Regions from separate parts of the Mus musculus genome. Here region 1 is linked to region 2. A link is a loop called in an ENCODE intact Hi-C map of the cell type or tissue named here. Cell type or tissue: left cerebral cortex. All regions are shown on one strand. Each heading gives the region's core, and the rest is flanking DNA. Links, peaks and the distances in the headings are about the cores only.

The links. Hi-C counts contacts between places; a loop is a spot of excess contacts. Peaks named below come from ENCODE experiments on the same cell type or tissue, not always from the same donor. Only the 100,000 strongest peaks of a DNase experiment are listed, where the experiment ranks them.
Region 1: it touches region 2 in a loop (3-fold over the local background); 3 of 42 quality-filtered maps call a loop at or near these places.

What each region holds. Positions count from the first base shown.
Region 1 is chr9:44,879,170-44,889,470 of GRCm38, reverse strand. It overlaps Kmt2a (lysine (K)-specific methyltransferase 2A), which reads left to right and starts at 8,182. Exons shown (of 36, transcript NM_001357549.2): 1 at 8,182-8,622. The coding sequence starts at 8,197. It overlaps Gm39326 (a long non-coding RNA gene), which reads right to left. Exons shown (of 4, transcript XR_870694.3): 2 at 6,768-9,979; 3 at 5,027-5,126; 4 at 4,634-4,849. It overlaps Gm30883 (a long non-coding RNA gene), which reads left to right. Exons shown (of 2, transcript XR_379339.2): 2 at 425-647. In left cerebral cortex, for the core only: a CTCF peak has its summit at 6,726; DNase peaks (open chromatin) are centred at 7,978, 8,529, 8,942, 9,547 and 4 more places; H3K4me3 peaks cover 4,243 bases; H3K27ac peaks cover 3,666 bases.
Region 2 is chr9:44,959,633-44,970,226 of GRCm38, reverse strand. It overlaps Ube4a (ubiquitination factor E4A), which reads left to right and starts at 4,627. Exons shown (of 21, transcript NM_001346698.1): 1 at 4,627-4,742; 2 at 6,795-6,890; 3 at 10,088-10,248. The coding sequence starts at 10,128. It overlaps Cd3g (CD3 antigen, gamma polypeptide), which reads left to right. Exons shown (of 7, transcript NM_009850.2): 7 at 310-655. In left cerebral cortex, for the core only: CTCF peaks have their summits at 604 (motif pointing left), 3,205 (motif pointing right) and 7,284 (motif pointing left); DNase peaks (open chromatin) are centred at 3,229 and 4,611; H3K4me3 peaks cover 1,764 bases; H3K27ac peaks cover 859 bases.

The DNA.
Region 1 (10,301 bases), core at 2,302-10,301, 83 kb after region 2:
AGAGGGCTTACCTCTCATGCAGGAGGCCCTAGGTCCCATCTCCCAAACTACATAAACCAGGCATGGTAGGGTATGCTTATAATCCCAGCACTGGGGCGGGATCGGGAGTTTAGTATTAGCCTCAGTGACATGGAGTGTTCAAGGCCAAGCAGGACTGTATGAAACTCTGTCTCAAAAACAAATGCAGAATGCTGGAGAGATGGTTCAATGGTTGAGAGCCCTGACTGCTCTTCCAGTGGTCCTGAGTTCAATTCCCAGCAACCACATGGTGGCTCACAACCATCTGTAATGGGATCTGATGCCCTTTTCTGGTGTGTCAGAAGACAGCTACATTGTACTCATATACATAAAAAACAAACAAAAATAGCCCTCTTAGCCAGGTGTTTGGAGGCTCCAGCTAAAGCCCCTTTCTTTCCTGTTACAGGTGTGCCTCCTGAAAAAGATGCCTCCTTTGGCTCCTTCCTGCCTTTGTCACCAAGGCTGTCTTGAGCCTTGGCATCCCTTGCAGCTCCTCCTACCGACATCACTGTGTCTGTTCTAGAATACAATAATTACTCATGGCTTCGTGGTGCAGTGGGTGTGCATTGACTTTACAATAAGCCTTTGTTTCTTCCTTATTCTTATTACATCAAAAATATTTATTTTTATCTTATGTGTATGAGCATTTTCCCTGAATGTATATATGTGTACCATGTGTGTGCCTGGTGCTCTAGGAGATCAGGAGAAGGTGTCAGGATCCCTGGGACTGAGAAACCTTTGTGAGCTACTGTGTGGACTAGAACTCCTAAGGAGGATCCTCAGAGGATCCGCTTCAGCTTCTCTCTGAGCCATCTCTCCAGCGTCTTATGATTATAGTTTAAATGCACGTGTAGGTGTGTGCACAGGCGTAGAGATCAGAGGATAACTTGGGGGAGCTGATTCTCTTCTTCAACTATGTGGGTCCTGGGGATTGAACTCAGGGAATCAGGATTGACAGCAAGCAGTTTTGCCTGGTGAGCCATCTTGCTTGCTCCTCCCACTACCTCATGAACACTATCTACCTCTAGACTTGTTCTCAGTTCCTCCTATGTCTCTACCTGCACTTTCCTCTACCCTTTCTCTTCTTCATTGGTCCATTTCTTTCTCTGTCTCCTGTGACTGGGTATTTTGGGTTCGCTTGTGCAGCAGACCATACCCGGGCCAATCGAAAGTCACCATGACTGTGACTTAGAGACATCTAGAAAGAGGGAGAAAGAAATCACTCAAGTACAGAATTTCCATCAAGCGTCTTCACAGTAAAACTGTCATAAGCAAATACTCGCTACTCATCACTTTTCTCTCCTTGAAAATGTGAACTTTGATCACTGGTATAAATTTCAAATGAAGATAGTTTTTTTTTTTAAGATTTATTTTATTATTTTATGTAAATAAACTGTAGCTGTCTTCACACACTCCAGAAGAGGGAGTCAGATCTTGTTACAGATGGTTGTGAGCCACCATGTGGTTGCTGGGATTTGAACTCTGGACCTTCGGAAGAGCAGTCGGGTGCTCTTACCCACTGAGCCATCTCACCAACCCCAAATGAAGATAGTTTGACCCTGCCAGACTAGCAGATGCGATTGCCCGGATCCTCTGATAACACATCTGATGGTCCATCTCCTTGGACTGACAACACAGTTTGGTGGGTAAGTGCACTTGCTTCCAAGCCTGACTACTTGAGTTCAATGCCAGGAACACATGTAGGAGAAAGAGAAAATCGATGCCCACAAGTCATCCTCCGATGTCCACATACATGGCACGGCATGCGCCAGCCCATTCACATGCATGCACACAAACATATACAAAATATATTAATAGATGTTTTTAAAACACCTCAATAAGGAAGATGACATGTTAAAGCCCTTTAGAACGAGTCCCCAAATCTACGAGTGTGGATGGGAAAAACCATATACTTAGGAGACATTAATTGGGCTTTATTGACTCTGTTTGACACAGCAGATGGAAGTAGGATTAATACATGGTTCCTGATGTTAGAAAGTTTTGTCTCCCAAATCAGTTAGACCTTGACTTGGAGCTGACTTACCCCAAATGTACGCTGCAAAGCCAGCTGCCATCTCTGCTAGATTCCGTAAAACATTTCCAGTGATAAATACAATTAGCTATGCCGAGGTCTTTTTCAAGTTAAGAAGTGAAAACTCAATGGACACAGGGATTGCAACTATTTCCTCTCCTCCCCCCTCCCCTCCCCCTCCCCCTCCTCCTTCTTCTTCTCCTCCTCCCCTTCCTCCTCTTCTTTTTCCTCCTCCTCCTCCCCCTTCCTCTTTTAATTTTTTTTCTTTTAAAGCTCAGGAGTCTAGCCTTGAACTCAGTGTGCAGACCAGACTGGCTTCACACTCTCCACCCATCCGCAGCCTCTACCTTCCTAGTGCTGGGAATTCAGGTGTGCGCCATACGCCCAGGTTGAACTGTTAACTCTGCATTATAAGGGCACCTTTATAGAAGAAGTTATAGACTTAGCCCTTTCTTTTCAGAAGAAAGCAATCCCAGAGATTCTGAACAGCCCCCTGTTCTGTGATGACCCGGATATTTAAATGACTCCACTAGCTTCTTGTTTTAGTTCAAAGACCTTTGGGTCTACTGTACTGACGCACCATGTCTATTCAGAGCTCTTTTTGGAGAATGGAAATTTCGAGCACGGTCTTTACCAAAAGTGAGAAAAACCTGGGTGAAACACTGAGAAAGTTGAAGCAGAAGGATCAAGAGTAAGCCACATAGCAAGTTTGAGGAGAGCCTGGGTTGTATGAAACCCTGTCTCAAAACACAGAAAAAAGGAGAAATCTGGGCGTGTGTGTGTGTGTGTGTGTGTGTGTGTGTGTGTGTTGGAGGGTGTTGTTTCCATTTGAATAAAAAAGAAGATGCTTAGTCTATAAACTTTAATCTTCATAGGAATCTTGTGGAGTTGCTATTAATATTCTTATGTTTGCAAATGAGGAAACAGGCATATGGCTAGGTACCTGCAAATCAAGCCTAGGCTGGTGGCTCTGAACCCATGTTAGTCACACCATGATACTGATTTGTAGTGAGGAGTCCTCAGGGTAGAGAAAAAGAGAGTCAACACCTAGGAGTCCCTTTGAAAGACATGTAGGTTTTCTCATTTTATGTGTGAGTGCTTGCTTGCATCTATGTATGTGTTATCACTTGCATGTCTGCTGTTCATGGAGGTCAGATGGGGCACTGCATCTCCTGGAGCTGGAGTTAGGGTGGCTGTGAGCTATCATGTGTATGCTGAGAATAGAGCCCAGGTCCTCTGCAAAAGCAACAATTGCTCTTAAGCTGTGAGCCAACCTCTCCGGCCCCCTTTAAAGCCAAAATAATTTATGAGTTCACAGAAACGGGCAAAATTTGGAGTTTCCTTCCTGAAAGTTTCCTTCTCTCATTTGAAAAAAAAAAAAGTAAAATATGTGCATTTTTATTAGGTTAGCAAAGATCAAGAAGAAGGTTAGGACAAAGCTTTCCGAGAAGCTATGGAGAAAGAGGCCCTCTTCAGAATTGCTCATGGCAATATGAATCACTAGGATAACCTTTACTGGGGACAATTTGGTAATAGCTGTCAAAAATCACAAATGTTCATACTTGGAGTTCAGCAACTGCACTTCTGGGACTTCATACTAAAGGTATATCACACAGTTGCAAAGTGGTGTCCAAGGCTGTGCACCGTGTTATTGTGTGAAATTGAATAGAATGGCCGGGCATGGTGACTCACACCTATAACATTAGCATTCAACAGAGGCAAGAGGATTGCCTCAAGTTTGAGGTCAGGGTCTGGGCTACAGAGTGAGTTGCAGGAGATCTTGGGCTACACTGTGAAACACTACTTTGTTTTGTTTTGATGAGATGATGGCTCAGTGGTTCAGAGCACTGGCTGCTCTTCCAGAGGACCCAGGTTTGATTCCCAGCACCCACCCATATGTAAACTCTCAATCATTTATAACTCCAGTCTAGGGGGAATTCTGCATCTTCTTCTGACCTCCACAGCTACTGCTTGTAGGTAGTGCATAGACATACATGCAGGCAAAACACCCACCCACATAAAGTAAAAATAAAAAGATGAAGAGGAGGAGGAGGGAGAAGAGGAAGAAGAGGAGGAAGAGAAGGAAGAGGAGCAAGAGGAGGAGGGAGAGGAGGAGGAACAGGCCAGTCAGTAGATTGAAAGCCATATACATTTCCACCGCACGTTTAAAAACTGTCCCCAAGTTTTTAAACATCCCCAAGAGTAACAAAAACAATTCCCCAGGTTTATTAAGTGGAACCACTGAGATGGCATATAAGACTTGACAGTCTTGTATTTATGGACAAAGTTCTCTATGGACTCACTCGTTTAGATATAGGTCATCTTTGGAAGTATTAACGTAACATTTACTATCATGAAGGGAAGACAGAGATTGATGTCAGAAACGTGCTATCGTGCTATCTCAGAACCAAGGCAGTGGGGTTTTCAATTTCATTAACATTCTAACCATATGATGCCAGACATGCCTGTGATTCCAGTACTCGGGAACAGAAGCAGGAGGACCTTTCTAAGTTTGAGGCTAGGTTGGTTTACATAGCTCAGGACTAGACCAGTTAGACTCAAAAAAAAAAAAAAAAAAAAAAAAAGAAAGAAAGAAAGAAAGAAAGAAGAAAAGAAAAGAAAAAAAGATGGGGTGTGTATGTTAGGGGGCTGAAGAGAGAGTGCAGCAGCTAAGGGTGGGTGTGGCTCTTACAGCTCACTCAGGGCTGTTTCCCACCTGTGTCAGGTGGTGCCCAACTGCCTGTCACTCCAGTTCTAGAGGTTCTGATGTCCTCTCTTGTCCCCTGTGGTCACCTCCTGCTATACATACAAACAAGGACACATAAATAAACACAAAGAATAGTTTTGTTTTGTTTTGTTTTGTTTTGTTTTAAATAGGGAATGGGGATAGGGATGTAGAGTGCTTGCCATCTCGTAGTCACAAAGCCCCGGACTTGATTGCCAGCAGTACATGAACACAGGCATGGTGGGACACACCTGTATTCCAAGCAGTCCAGAGGCAGAAAGCTCAGTGTCATCTTTGGCTGCGTAAGTTCAAGATCAGTCTCAAATAGCTAAGGCCATAGCTCCAAAGTAACTGTTAAAAAAAATTAGCCATATGACATATTGATATTCAAGAGAAATGAGTTAAGATTTACAACCAAAGAATAAAGCACTTTACGGTAACATGAGAAAGGTAAAAAAGAATCTCTCTCAGTGCCTCCCCCTCGAGGTGTGTGTGTGTGTGTGTGTGTGTGTGTGTGTGTCCGTGTCCTTAGGATCAAACCCAGGGCTTTCTTTCCAAATATTAGGCAAGCACTCTCCCATTGAATGTCCCTCTGCCAAGATTGTCTTACTGGATTTTGGTGTTAGACCCCACTAAAGTTTTGGACCTATCCCTAAAATATGTGGCCTAGGGCATTACTCTAAGACTCAGTTTTCCCACCTGTAAAATAAGGGTTATCTTATATGATTAGTAAGAACTGAATGCACATAAAACATTTGGGATCATAGAAAGTACTCAATAGGGGCTGGTGAGATGGCTCAGTGGGTAAGAGCACCCGACTGCTCTTCCGAAGGTCCGGAGTTCAAATCCCAGCAACCACATGGTGGCTCACAACCATCCGTAACAAGATCTGACGCCCTCTTCTGGAGTGTCTGAAGACAGCTACAGTGTACTTACATATAATAAATAAATAAATCTTTAAAAAAAAAAAAAAAAGAAAGTACTCAATAAGAGCTAGTTATTTCTGCTCGAAAACATCCAGCCACAAAACAAATTCTAATCTATACCAGGTCGCTTTGCATCAGCCTGAGAGAGAGCGACTAGATAATTTTCCAAGGAGTTCTCCCCGACTTCCCAGGCTCATGTCTTCACAGCCTGCAAATATTCTCCATTCTTGCTGCTGCCACCCACCCTGCAGACCTCCCACCTGTGCTAAATCAAGTGTGCTTGTAGGGAGAGGGTTACGCAGAATCTAACGGGTTTGTTTTCTCAAAGGTGGAGGGCGGGAAGAAATCCTGTTGACACAGTTATATAAAGCCTGTCACTCAGTCCCCTGCCTACTACCTCTGAAGGCCGTTATGCATATTAAAGAAGGGGGGCGGCAAATACAAAAGAAAAATAAACGAGAGAGAGTGAGAGAGGGAACAAATCAGGATGCTTGAGGGAATCCACGTGGTCGCCAATCTGTAACTGATCAGAGCAGCTATACTGAAGCAAAACCCCAGAGCCTAACGCAAAAATACATTGCAATAGAGAAACCGTCCACAATGGGGTGTGTTATGTCCTAAGCAGAGTCTTGGGGCTGCTGTTTAATACCCTTTCGCAGCTCCCATCCTCTCGGCGCCTAGTAAGCCACGAGAAGCAACAACGGAATCTGGTTGTGCGTGCGTAGTGTGAATGTGCGTTTTGCAAACCATCTGGGCTCCATCCTGCGTGGTTGGAACGATGATCGATCCCGGACGAGTTTGGGGAGTTGGGGCTTGACTATGTCTCCTCCCCTTCTCTGTTCCTTTCCTCGCTCCCCCCCCCCCCTCCCCATTTTCTCCTCAGGCACAGACGTCTCTCCGTAGGAAGGACGTAGATTTTTCAGCACCAGGAGGCCGTGGACCTCTGGAGGCGTGCAGTACACCCTCCAGTGGGCTGGAGCTGGTTGCTACCTGCCTTACTATGAACCACCCTGTCGTTCCCAAATCTGCCACCCGGGGAGGTCCTGGTTAGAGCAGCGCCGGGTACCGGTGCGGGAGACCTGGACGGCTGCATGACCTTCCTGCGAACTCCACCTCGGCTGGGGGTTGGGGGAGATGGAGGCTGCTCCGGGTCTGCAGGCAGTGTATCGATCCCTAAGCCTCAGCCAAGGCAAATTCTTCGGGCAGCAATCTCTCCCTCCCTCCTTGGCTTTTCCATCCCCGCAGGCTTCTAACGCCTCGCTGGAGGCGCCGTCTCCCATTTCCTGCAATAAAGTAAATCCCGTGGATATTCACCCCACCATCAACCCCCGGCACTGCCCTACCCCTCTTCCCTCCCTCTCGGCTTGCTAACCCTGTGTATCATAATGCCCTACGCCGGGCTTCAAACCCCCCCCCTCCCAATCATGAGAAATGTGCTGGCGAGCCCCCTCCCTCCGTGTGCATACATTAGGGTCTGCTTTGCATGCAGCGGCAGGCTGGAAGCGGAGGAAGAAGGGGCGGGGCGCCTTTGCCCGCCTCTTCCCTCCAGGCCCTGTCCGTTAGCCACCCAGTTTCAGCTCCGTTGTAACGCCAGGTCGTTTGCGGAGCGCACGCTGTGGCTCCAACGCCTGGACTGGGAAAACACACCCCAACTCCGGAGAAGGGCACGGAAACCAGAAGCCCCTCACCTCCCTCCAGCGCACAGTGGAGCGAGGAGGTGGCAGAGGCCGACCACACGGTTGTGTGGATTTTGGAAAGAGCTCCAAGCGTGAAGATGGGAGGGGCTCCTCTTTTATTGGATTTTATTTTTTTAAGGCGCGTTCGCCGAGAGCCTTGCCATTTTGCATAGAATCAATTGGGCGACGCTTGGGTTTTGCATGGAGTACAATGGAGCTTTCTGGATTCTAGAAGCGTTCCATAAGGGCTAAGCCCGCCGCTCTCCAAAGCGGCGGAGAAGGCTCGCTCCTCCGGGGACCCAGCAGCCGCGCCGCACTGGAAGCGGTTCTCCTGGGCCGCTCAAGTCCCTGCGCGTCCCGGGAACGTGTGTAATCGGCTTCTCGGCTCTCTCGGCTGCGGGCCACCCGCTCCCTCCGCCTCCATCCTCCCGCCGCCCTCGCCCCCTCCCCCCTCTCCCCGGAACCCGCCTCCGCTCCGGGCTCCAGGGCTTCCTTCCCCCCCTCATCTTCCCTGGCGCTGCCGCTCCCGGAGGGCGGGGCATGCACTTATCCAGGTTGCCGGGCGGGAGGAGCCGGGCCCGGGGCTCGGCATAGAGCAGCGGCCTCCGGGCGGCGGAGGCGGAGGCCAGAGGCTCATATGCAGATTGCAGGGCAGGCGGGCGCCACCCGGCGCTCGGCATAGCGGGCCGCGGGGTACGGCCATCTGGGCGGCGCCAGGCGGGTTAGGCAGGTTCCGGGGCCCGCCGCTCCCCCCCCTCCGCCTCCCCGCCCCCCTGTGTTGTCGCCTCTCCCTCTCGCTGCTTCACTTACGGGGCGAACATGGCGCACAGCTGTCGGTGGCGCTTCCCCGCCCGACCCGGGACCACCGGGGGCGGCGGCGGCGGGGGGCGCCGGGGCCTAGGGGGCGCCCCGCGGCAACGCGTCCCGGCCTTGCTGCTTCCCCCCGGGCCCCAGGCCGGCGGTGGCGGCCCCGGGGCGCCCCCCTCCCCCCCGGCGGTGGCGGCGGCGGCGGCGGGAAGCAGCGGGGCTGGGGTTCCAGGGGGAGCGGCCGCCGCCTCAGCAGCCTCTTCGTCGTCCGCCTCGTCTTCGTCTTCGTCATCGTCCTCAGCCTCCTCAGGGCCGGCCCTGCTCCGGGTGGGCCCGGGCTTCGACGCGGCGCTGCAGGTCTCGGCCGCCATCGGCACCAACCTGCGCCGGTTCCGGGCAGTGTTTGGGGAGAGCGGCGGGGGAGGCGGCAGCGGAGAGGTAAGGGGGCGAGGAACCCCAAGGTCCGGGGTCTCGACCCTCTGAAGAACCCCTCCCCTCCCCCATGCAGGTCTGAGGAGCATCCCAATTCTGGAAACATCCTGGGGTCCCTAACGTGGGGCAAATGGCCCTCCCATCTCAGGACCCCCGTTATGGGCTGCAGACCCCCAGGCGCCCTTACCCGAGGGCTCAGACCCTTCTAGTTGAGGGCCTTTAGCCCCCGTCCCGCCTTCTTCCCCTGGACCCTTCCCCAAATCCCTTGGCACAGACCCCCTTGCGGGGGTTTCCCATCCCGGGACTGAACCCCTCCTCCCTTTCACAGATTACCTCATCCGAGCCAGATTCCTCCCTCCCTCTGCCAGAGACCTGATCCCGCCACATCTCCGCCTCCTTCCCTGGGCAGATGTGTTACTCCTAGGGCAGTCTTCCCCCTTGGACATCTCTCGGGTGGTGGCTTCATCCAGAGCCAGGTTCTTATCCTGGCCCTTGGGAAATCCAGGTCCCTTCCTGCACCTTGCTTCTGAAAACCTGACCAACCCTCCCTCCCTCCCCAGCCAGGTCTTCACCTTGCCAGTCACTCCCCCTTGTCTCACCTCTACCACCAGCCCACTCCCACCTCCTGCACACCAGGCCTCCTCGTTCCGCCCTACCCCTCGGGGAAAGCTTTCTCTCTACCTTGTCGTTCTCATCTCTCCTGCGAAGATAACAGTGCTCTCCCCAGCGTTGTCTCTTTCCTCATCTTCCAGGGCTACGTTTCCTAGGCTGCTGGTGTCAGGGATTTACCTCCAACTCCACCCCTTTCCCTCCTTTAGAGGAAGGACCAGAGGTGTGTTCGAGGGAAAATGGTCCAGTGTTCCCCTAGGCTTGGAGCAGAGCTACTTTCTAGCATTCTCCTTGAGAGGAGCAGGGTTTCTCTCCAGCTCTTGAGAAAGGGGGCCCCGGTGAGGGGTGATGTTTGTGGGGGAACTAGGACTGCATCCTCCCAAGGGAAGCAGCTGCTCTCTTACCCCACCCACTGCGCCTGAGAGCTTGCAGCCTCTGGCCCTGGCTCCCTCCCGCCCTTCTCTTTTTCTCGTCATTTCATTATTGATCCACCTTTTCCTAGGCCAATCCTGGGTCTTGGAAGGGGGTGGAGGAAAGCCGGGTTGGAATGAGAGTAGATAAAAGGACAGTTTTGCCTTAGTGTGGTGGCGTTGGTTGTTGATGCTTTGGGTTGGGAGAAAGAGGAGGGTTATGAAGCCAAGTTAGTCTTTCTGCGATTCCTAGTGGGAGACTCAAGGTGGATGAGGTAAAGGCTGAGAACCGGGATGCTCCGATGAACGGAATTCAGCCTTTTTCAGCAAAAAGGAAAGTTGCCCTGGGAAGGGAAGTTGAGTTCAGGTTCAGTCAATGGCTATGCGCATTTGTTTTCCATTGGATGCAGAAAGGGCAGTTTGAATCGCAGGGGAAGGGGGGGGGGGGAATGTAATGGGGGATTCTAGGGGGAGGAAGAGCAGCTGCCAGGGGCTGAAGTGAAGGGGGGGTAGGGGTTTGCTGCTCTGGAGCTGTTGATTGAAACAGAAAGGGAAAGATAGCAACCAGCCGTTTCCTGCGTGCACTGCCGTTGGGGCACACAAAATATCCTGGGCAAACCCCTTGTGCCCCACTATGCCCCACACCCCTTTAGATTTAGCAAAGGC
Region 2 (10,594 bases), core at 188-8,187:
ACCGAAACGTAGGTGTGGTGGAACACACCTTTAATTACAGTCCTCTGAAAGCAGAGTTCTGTGAGTTCCTGGCTAGCTTGGTCTAGTAGAAAGTTCCAGTCTCTCCCCACACTCCCCCCTCAAAAAAAAAAGTTCAGGGAGGGAAGGAGAGGGAGAGAGAAAACTAAAACTAAAAACCTTTATTAACTTTTTAATCAACCAATCAGAATTTCTGATTCTGTCAGTTCATCCCAAGTTTCAGTTAGGAAGACAGAATTGAGAACGTTAATGAGCTTTCTGACCAGTTGCAAATTTTCTTTCTCGTTCTAGGTGTCCCCCCTTCTATCCAGCACCCAGAATCAAAACAATGCATTTTGGAGAGAGCCCAGTAGAGAGATTTTCAACCCTACAGGTAGACTGCAAGCAGAGAGGAAGAACTGTCAAAGAAATTTTGGTCTTTTTTTTTTTTTTTTCAAAATAAAATAAAAGCTTGGAGGAGCCAGTGGTATGACTCAGAAGTGGAGCACTTGTCAACCTTGTTTGGGGTTCTCAGCACCCCACCCCCAGACCCCCCAAAAAAATTCAGTGAAGGAAAACAAGCACAGTGTGGTGTTTGCAGAGTGCCCCCTACTGGGAAAATTGTAAATGACAAAATTAAAAGATCAAGTATAACCTACCTCTCTATCCAAATAGACATTTCTTTTTTTAATGTTTGCTGGGTTCTTACGCAGGTCATAATTCAGTGGGCCAGTGCAGCAGTGAGGTGGCACATCAAGAAAAAGTATCTGCCACACAAATGTGACAACCTGAGCCCAATCCCCTGAGAAGCAGAAAAAGAGAACCCACTCCACCATGTTGTTCTCTTACCTCCACATACACTTGAAGAATATGCACACCCCATGCATACGCATCACACACACACTATAGTAATAACAATAAGTAAAAGCATAACAATGATAATAATAACAACAACTACTACTACTCAGTGAATCACATATGCAGTGAAAGGTCTCCTTCCACCGGAGTGTCCAGCCACAGAGTAGCCTTCCCCACAGGCAAGTGAGCTTCTTACATATGTTCTTAGGTGTATACTAAGCATATAAGAAAAGTTCTCAAGTACACTTTATTCTCCTTTCCCCTATGTCTCACACTATGATATAACACTATATATCTTGAATTTTCTCCTAATCCAACCTGAAGATTATGAAGGATAAAGTAGACAAGACCAATTACTGGCTAAGGATTGATTGATTGTAGCATTTTACTTAAAGCACAGTTTGTGCTGCCTGTTTGCCAGGCATGACTTCACTTGCTACCTGGAACAAAATGATGTGGAGACATAGCTGAAACAACAACGCATGTGTGAAGAACTCCCTTTGGAGGGCTGAAGCGATGGCTCAGTGCTTAAGAGCACTGGCTGCTCTTCCAAGAGACCTGGGTTCAATCCCCAGCACCTGTAAAAGTAACTTTTATTCATGTGATGTGATTGTCGTCTCTAAGCCTTACTGCCTCTGTCTGCTATCCTAGGCCTAGTCCTGGAAGCTTCCAGCCTCTGTACAACATGGTGGAGTGGGTTCTCTTTTTCTGTTTCTCAGGGGATTGGGCTCAGGTTGTCACATTTGTGTGGCAGATACTTTTTCTTGATGTGCCACCTCACTGCTGCACTGGCCCACTGAATTATGACCTGCGTAAGAACCCAGCAAACATTAAAACTTAGAATGTTTTGTTTGTTTTGGTTTTTTTGAGACAGGGTTTCTCTGTGTAGCCCTGGCTGTCCTGGCACTCACTTTGTAGACCAGGCTGGCCTGGAACTCAGAAATCTGCCTGCCTCTGCCTCTGCCTCTGCCTCCCAAGTGCTGGGATTAAAGGCGTGCGCCACCACGCAGGGCTCACAGGTTTCATTCTTGACGTTTTATTTTATGGTTTTGGTGTTTGCCAGCATGTATGTGTATCACATGTATGCCTGGTGCTTTATGAGGCCAGAAGGAGTTAGATCTCGAAAAACCAAAAAAAAAAAAAAAAAAAACCAAAAAAAAAAAAAAACCAAAAAAAAAAAAAAACCAAAAAAAAAAAAGAAGCCTGTATGATATATAATTAGCCTATGATAATATTTGCCAATTTTAAGTGATTTCACCTGTTCTCAGCAGTTTTTAGTAATTTGCCCCATCATAATTCAGGTTGAAAACATCACCACCACTGTTTTAATAGTCCTTATGCTGACTCTCAACCCCAAGCAGCCACAAGTCTCTGTCTCTTCAAGTTTTCTTTTTCTTTATTGGGAGAGCTTGATTGCAGAGGCGAAACCCCAAGCCCAGCACTGGTGCTGCTTATATAGGCCTAGGAGAGGCGTGTCTCACACCCGGATTGGTTATGCATTCTACCTCATTTGCATGCCTCACACCTGATTGGTTATACTCTCAGTACCTCACAGAACCTCATTATCATGCCCGGGCCAGGCAGTGTCTTGGCAAAAAACGTTATTGCATATGTACACATTGGTTGTTTACCCAACCGTATGCGTGGTGGCCAGTGGTAGCCAGCGTCACCTTGTAATGGCATATGTGGCTTCCCACAGGTCCTGCTATCTATCTAGCCTTGAACTCCAAGTATATGTGTATTTTGTTTCTTCTTGCTGAAAAGCCATTTCATGGGCAGTCCACTGCTTGTCCATTCCCCAGTCAAAGGACACATGATGGTTTCACTTCTCGGCTATTATAAGCACTGCTGCAATGAGGATTCTTTTGAAATGTTCTATTTTGTTTTTATTTTGGTTTTTTCAAGACTCAGTTTCTCTGTGTAGCCCTAGCTGTCCTGGAACTCTCTCTGTATATGAGGCTGGCCCCAAACTCACAGAGATCCATCTGCCCTGTCTCCAAGGGCTGGAATTAAAGGCTTACACCACCACAGCCCAGCGTGCAAGGCTCTTTATGCAACTATAATTTCATTTCTCTGGAGTAAAGACCTAGGAATGAAGATCATATGGCAAATTCACTTTTAGCTCTTAAAGAAACAGCCAAATTCTTTTCTAAACTAACAGCATCGTTTTACATCCCTACTGACATGACAGCTTTTTGTTTTTATGAATCTTGAATTTTCAACAATATTTGTCACTACTTCAATATAGCCACATTAACATTTATTTTGTATTATTTTTATTTTGTGTATATGGGTGTTAGGGCTGTTGGTCTATCTTTGCACAATGGGCATGCAGAGCCAATGGAGGCCAGAAGAGGGCATTGTATCCCTGAGAGTGGAGTTAGTGATTCTAGCTGCTAGGTGCATGCTGAAATCTGAACCCTGCCTCCTTTGGAAAGTAAGGCGGTGCTCTTAACCGCTGAGTCATCTCTTCAGCTCAGAGCAATGGCTTTTTACACAACACATAATATTAATCTTTGCCCCAACCTCACTTTCTTAATGGTGACTTTTGAAATGCAAAAGTCTTTTTGATAAATTCCATTTTATAGATTTTGTTGCATTTGGGAGGTCATGTCTAAGACAAGATTGTCTCCTGTCTCATTATTTGTAGGTCATTGTTAGGGATTTGGTCTAGCTTTAACAATAAATGTCACTTAGAATATATGTAAAGTATTAGTAACAAATAAGAATAAAAGATATCATTGAAAAATATCTGAACATGTAATTTTATTAAACTAAATCTCACTTCATAGCAGTTATATAGATATACACTATCAAGTACAGCAAAGAAGTGCCTGGTACTCCTATGCATGTATGCTACCAATCTCTTGCTGAGGTATTGAGCTGTGCCAATATAATTTTTTTTAAGGGGTATCTCAGAATAGGGTAGGGTTTTGGTTGGTTGGATGGTTGGTTTGAAGTAACCCTAGGTTAGTCCAAACTCACTGAATAGCAGAGGATGACTTCGGATGCTCAATTCTCCTGTCTCTATGTACCAAGTGCTAGAATTACAGCATGCCCCACGGTGTCCCACTCACTACAGTTTTAATTTTCATTTTCCTTACTAAAACTAAGAACCAAGGCTGGAGAAATGGCTCAGACGACCCAGATTCAATTCCTAGCACCCACATTGCAGCTCACAACTGTCTGTAACTCCATATCCAGGGAATCTGACACCCTCACACAGACATACATACAGGCAAAACACCAATCAATGCTCATAAATATTTTTCAAAATTAAAAACTAAAAATTAACCAGACTTGTAGGCTGTATACTGTTAGCATTGTATAGATAAATCTAAGACCAACCCAAAATAGCGCGCTGCCTGGCACCTAATACCTGCTCAAAACGTCTTATACATTGTCCTTGTTGGTATTGTTACTGCTTCTAAGCCACAACGAGTGAAACGGCTCCAAAAAGCCATAGGACAGAAGGGAGCGTAAAAAGCAAAAAGTCACAGTCTGTGCAGAGCCCGACACCACAATAGTGTATCTGCCCTCAAGAGATGGATTTCCAAGGTCTAGCTTCATATTCCACAAAACTTCAAAGCACGCAGTCATAGCCAACCCTGCCCCGCCCCGCCCTGCTGCCTAGCCCAATCCCAAAGCCACTTCCGGCCCGCCCCCCACCCTCGCTAGCTGCCAGCAAACGTGCGCATGCGCCTCCTCGGTGTTTTCTCTGTCATTAGCGAAGCCCGACACCGCCCTACTTCCGGCGCGGGGTAAAGACCCAACAGGCTCGGCGCTCAGCGATGATGTCAGCTCCGGTTGCCTTGCTGAGTCGGAAGTAAGAACCTTTTGGTCGCTGTAGCTGTGAGGTGTCGTCGTCCCTGCCCTTTCAGGCTCCGGTAAGAGGCAAGGTATAAGAGGACGAGAGTGTTGAGGCTGCGACCCGGTTTTCTCCTAAGCAATTGCCAGTCAAGGCCCCTGCATGCCTGCTGTTCTCAACTGCTTGCCTGACCCGGGTCCGTCTTGAACTTCGACCCTGTCTAATCTGGAAACCCTTACGGTGCTCCGGCGTCCGGTGGCTCTGCACATTCCCTTCTTCTTTGCCAAGTCCCTGCTAGGAAAGGCCCGAGTGTGGGCTGTGGCTGTCTTTTGACTTATTTTATCTAGGACCTGCGCAGGGTGGGTGGGTCTCCCTGCTGCCTATGAATGTTACTGAACCCCAAAGGATAAAATACGAAGAGTGAACGACAGTGCCAGATGCCAAGGAGACAAAATGAAGCTCGACTCATAGCAATCAAACCAGTAGGGTGCGTGTAGCAAGAGGTTGACTTTTAAAGCGAGTGACGGCTTCCCAGCTGTAGCTCTTTGGATTCTGCTCGAGTTTTTCTTGGTCGAGAAAACATTTCTCAGATTGACCATAGAGTCAGACGTTTTGTGTTTAGTATTGTTCCTTTTAGGATTCTTTTTTGTCTCCTAGAGCAAGAATGGGTTAAGTCTCAATGTCATTGACTTTTTTGGTCCCAGAGACATAAAATGGGGCCCAAGATGAAATGCCAGGGTTTGTTAGAGACGGTTTTGTTTGTTGTGTTGTGTTCTTTTTTTGTTTTCGGACGTGTATGTGCTTCACTTGATGAGATCCTAGCTTGCAGATAAACGTATTGCAAGGATTTTTGTTACGACACCTAATGTAACACTGAAGGTATTTCCAGGTAGACATGTTACTTTGGGAACATTTTTAAATTCCAAAATAGAGACTTTATGGAGTACAATTTAATACAGTGTAATTTGGGCTTGGGGTAGGGAGTTGCTGGGGTTATAAACTAAGCCCTGGTGCATACTAAGTGCTCTAGAACAGAGCTACACCCAACCCCACCTTAGCCATAGAACTTGGCTATAGCAATCTGTTTTTCAGTGTTACCAATAGTTCTACTTTAAAACTGGATTGGACATGATCTTAAAATATCTGTATGCTCTCAGGAGCCAGTAGTGGCCTTAAAGGATTAGCAGCACTCTATATAAGTAGAAGCTTGAGTCAGGAGAAAATGAGAGAATTGTATGGGTCCAATGGTTGACACTTCCTAGAGATGTAGACTTTTGCAGCAGGTATGTAAAGTGAAGTTACTTACTAAAAATGAATCAAATCCAAAAGCCTTGGGGGGGCTGGTAGTTGTGCCATCCCAAAAGCTATCAAGAAAGTGGATGTGTTTCTGTGTGGCAACTGAAAACAAGGAATTTGGGTTTATTATTACTATTACTGTTTCTTTTTAAAGATAATTTTTTTAGTTTTGCTTATGTCTCCATATGTGTTTCTGTATATATGCATGCCATATGTGTGCAGCTGCCCACAAAAGTAAAGGGTATTGGATCCCCAAGAGCTGTAGTTACAGAAAGTTGTAAGCTGCCCGACATGGGTGCTAGAAACTAAACTGTGGTCCTCTAAAAGAACAGCAAGTACTCTTAACCACTGAGCCATTTCTCTTTCTTTCTCTCTCTCTCTCTCTCCCTACCTTCCTTCTCTTCCTCTCTCTCTTAATCTCTTTGTTTCTTCCCCTCTCTCACTTTCTTTCTTTCCTATTAAAGAATCTATTTTTTTATGGATGTGTACCTGTAAGAGTGTGTGGATGCCCACAGAGAGCAGGAGTTGTCAGGTCCCTGGAGTTGGAGTTGCAGGCATTTGTGAGCTGCCCTGTTTCAGGTACTGGGATCCAGACTCTGGTACTCTGGTAGAGTCATTTCTTCAACCTCTTACTTATTTATTTCTGAGTCAGGGTCTCACTGTGTAGCTCAGGCTGGCCTTGACATCAAGATCCTCCTGTTTTCACTTCCCAAGTGCAAGGATTACAGGTATGCACTACTCTACTCAAGCTGGGAAACTTAAAATAGGTAGAGTAAGTATTAAGCCAAACCAGGTATCGAGGGTCCATTTCACCAGACCTTTCTTTTCTTCCTAGGTACTTTTATTTTCATGTGTAAGCTCAATGACTAAGTCTAACCTGGATCTCCACCGAGGTTCTCAACAGGTGATCTGTGGGCCCTCATTTTTTCCTGTAAGTTGTCACATGATTTAGCCTTGCTTCTAAAGAAGGAAATTCTCTATACCTATTTTAAGTAGATACGAGAACGATGACTTCAGTGGGGTAGGCAAAACCTTGTTTTGTTTGTAACATTCTTTCTAGTCTTCTTTCTGTTGTCATTATAAACCATTCTGACCAAAAGCAACTCAAAGGAGGAAAAGAATTATTTGTGCACTTGCAAGTCACATCCCATCACTGAGGCGAGTCAGGGCAAGAATTCAAGCAAGACCTTGAAGTACAACCTATGGAGGAATGTTGCTTGCTGGCTGATGCTTTGCTTGCTTGCTTTTTTTTTTTTTTAAGATTTATTTACTTATTTTATATATCTAAGTACATTGTCACTGTCTTCAGACACCAGAAGGTTGTGAGCCACCTTGTGGTTGCTGGGAATTGAACTCAGGACCTCTGGAAGAACACAGTCAGTGCTCTTAACCAGTGAGCCATCTCTCCAGCCCCATTAGCTAGCCAGTCAAGACAATTCCCCCAAAGAAATGTCTGATCTGGGCAATCTCAAACCAGGCTTTCCCCTAAGATGACTCTAGGCTATGTCAAGTTGACAGTTAAAGCTGACTAGGGCAGCATTTGAGGTGATAGCAGGCTTATTTTCATTCTCTGTTCTACATATGCATAGGTACTGAAGCGCCACAGTGTCTGGCCTGGGAGCTTGGCCTGTTGCTGCATCTCCAGATGTAATAAGTCTGTGCCTTGAAGTAGATCTCGAGGAATGGTGTGGTGTGGCTACGTGCAGCTCAGGAGTAATCACTTGGAAGACTGAGACTGCCCGTGAACATTTGCTTAAGCGTTGTGGTTTGGAGGATAGTTTCAGAATCAGATATGAACTTGTACTTGAGGGTCCTAGAGGCTAGCACAGTTGATCTGCCAGGAGTGCTCTGTGGAAGTTTTAAAATTCCATTATAAGCAGGGAAAAGATGTAATAGAAAGTTAGCTTGTGTATATAATGGAAGAGAATAGAATTAAAAAGGAAGTGATGCCATTTGTGGTGCTAAGCCCTCTCTCCTGATAGTTTTGAGAATATGTCCTGTTCTTCCTGCTTTCAGCTTTCTTTTTATATATATGCTGCAGATCATTGTCTCCTATCTAATGAGCTGGATCATTCAGTTGTATTTTTTTAAATATAAAATAACTCAAGCCAGGCATTGCGATACATGCCTGTAATCTTAGCACTTGGAGACTGAGGCAGAAGAATCACTGTACATTCAAGGATAGCCTGGGCTACACAGTGAGGCTCGACTTTTTAATTAAAAAAATAAAATAAAATAAAAAGGCCTGGAGATGACTTAGTGGGTGGGTAAGAGTTGCTGGTGCACAAACAGAACCCGAGTTCAAATCCTCGACACCCACATAAAGAGCTAGATGTGTCCACAAGTATACCTGTAACCCTAGCACTATGGGGAGTAGAAACAGGAGGATTGGTACTGCTAGCTGGCTTTCATCTTGACTCTAGGATCAGTAAGCCCCCGTCTCAGGGGAATAAGGAAAGTAACAGCATGGGATCCCTAGCATCCTCTGTTGGCCTCCATACTTCATGCATGTACGCCATGTACCTGTATCACACATGCATACACCCTTCACACTGGCTCACGTAGTTTCAGACTTTGTCTGTACACATGTGTGCCACACTCTCATATCACTGTACACACATGTACACGTATACAGACTTCACAGTGGCTCGTATAGTTATGCAGTTAGCCTGCATACATGTGTGCTACACACTTATGCATGCACATCACATTGGCTCATGTGGTTATGGAATTTGCCTATATACACGTGTGCTACAAACTTTTATTGTTGACTTTTATAACTGAAAAGTCTAAAATACTCTGTTTTCCTGTCTGGTTGCTTAATTTGGAGGTAGGGATTTTATAGATGGTTTAAAGGTGGCAACTCTGGGCTTGGGCTTTGCTAACCTAGCAACTGAGAAGAAAAAGAGTTCTCTATAGGGTCAGCCCAAAGACATTGTTCACTGGTTCCCATAAGCTTTGATAGAGGTGTTGCCCACTCTTGGATCCATCACTCTGTCCTCTCTGGCCCTCCTGGAGCTCATAGGTGAAATCAGCACATCTGGACATATGTCTTGACTGGACTTGGTACTCAGCGAAAAACTAAGTGTGTCATATTGAGGGAGAAGGTGGTGATATTCCGAAGCCAAAGTGACAAGCGTGCACTATACTTCTGCCATCTTTTAGATCTCAGGATACTGTGGGGTGTTGAGAACAGCAGTAGCTTGCTGACAGTGAGACAGCTCAGCATGGCATCACGTGCATCAGGGGCAAATTAAACTACCCTCTGGTTGCATAGGTAAAAGCCCTCTCAAGAACTGTTAATTCCAACATAAAGTATGATAATTTTTGTTAAATGTGATTAAATATTCATAGCCAAAAAAGAAAGAAAAAGTCGCTGAGTCATCTCTCCAGTTCCAGATCTGTAGTTTTAAACCTGTAAGTAGAGTTAGGTAACTTAATATGGATGAAAGACGCACAAACCTAACAGCTAATCGGATTCTGGCCTTGATTCAGTATTCCAAATCTGAGTATCAAGCCAGGCATGGTAGTACATGTTTGTAATCCTAGCATTAGGTGGAGGCAGAAGGATTAGGAGTTCAAGGTCCTCCCCACCTACAGAGGGAATTTGTGGCCCACCTACATAATATGAAAACCTGCCTTTTAGAAAAGAGAAGAAAAAGGAGCGAGAAGGGGAGGAAGAGGAAGGGGGGAAGAAGAAATCATCGTCATCAGGGTTTCTGTGCGGTTAAGGAAGCCCAGCTTCCACCTGAGCTGTAGCCGGCTGAGCAGGCGTCACTTTGTTTTCCCCATGTGAGTGAAAATTAGTCTGCCAGCTTAAGAACTTATGGGAAATCCATAACTTTTGTCATGTCACAGTGCTACAGTAGTGCACTAGTCAAGGTTTAGGCAATGGAAACATGACAGCCAGTCGGTGCAGTCAGTGTCTGTTGAGCCTTGTGAGTTTTAGCTGTGTCCAGTTGGTAAGCTGGTAACTGTCTTGCCAAATATGTCTTGAGTTTGGGAACAGGAATTGGCATGTGTTACTCCAAAGCATGGTATTCAAGGATGGGAAAAGGAAAGATGGTGGGGATATTACAGTGATGGTGTTATCTGCCCTTCTGAGTCTAATGCCTGTCCTTTGCATAGCCGCTCCCCTAGGGCTGGATGGAGGACACCTTAAAGTGAAATGACAGACCAGGAGAATAACAACAACATCTCAAGTAACCCCTTTGCTGCTCTTTTTGGCTCCCTGGCTGATGCCAAGCAGTTTGCAGCAATCCAGAAAGAGCAGCTGAAGCAGCAGTCCGGTAAGTAGAGGAGCCAGTAGCAGCAGATGCCGCTCCTAGAACCAGGTCTGCCCGGATCTTCCCAGAGGAAGGGTTCTTTAGGAAATGAACCACAGTTAGAACTTAAGTTTGGTGCTGAAGTTGTTTTGCTTTTATTCTCTGTCTGTCTCTGTTGGTGAAAGCAAAAGTTAGTTTGATGTTAGTTGTGGCTCATTTTGGGGTCTTCCCCTCTGCTGTCCTCTCACATAAAGAGAGACTGGCTATCAGGTGAGTCCACAGGGCTCGTAGCCAGTTGTGATCCCAAAGCTGTCAAGTTGTTTAGTCAAAGGGGGAAAAGGGTCTGTTAGTAGCTTTTTAACATGGAAGA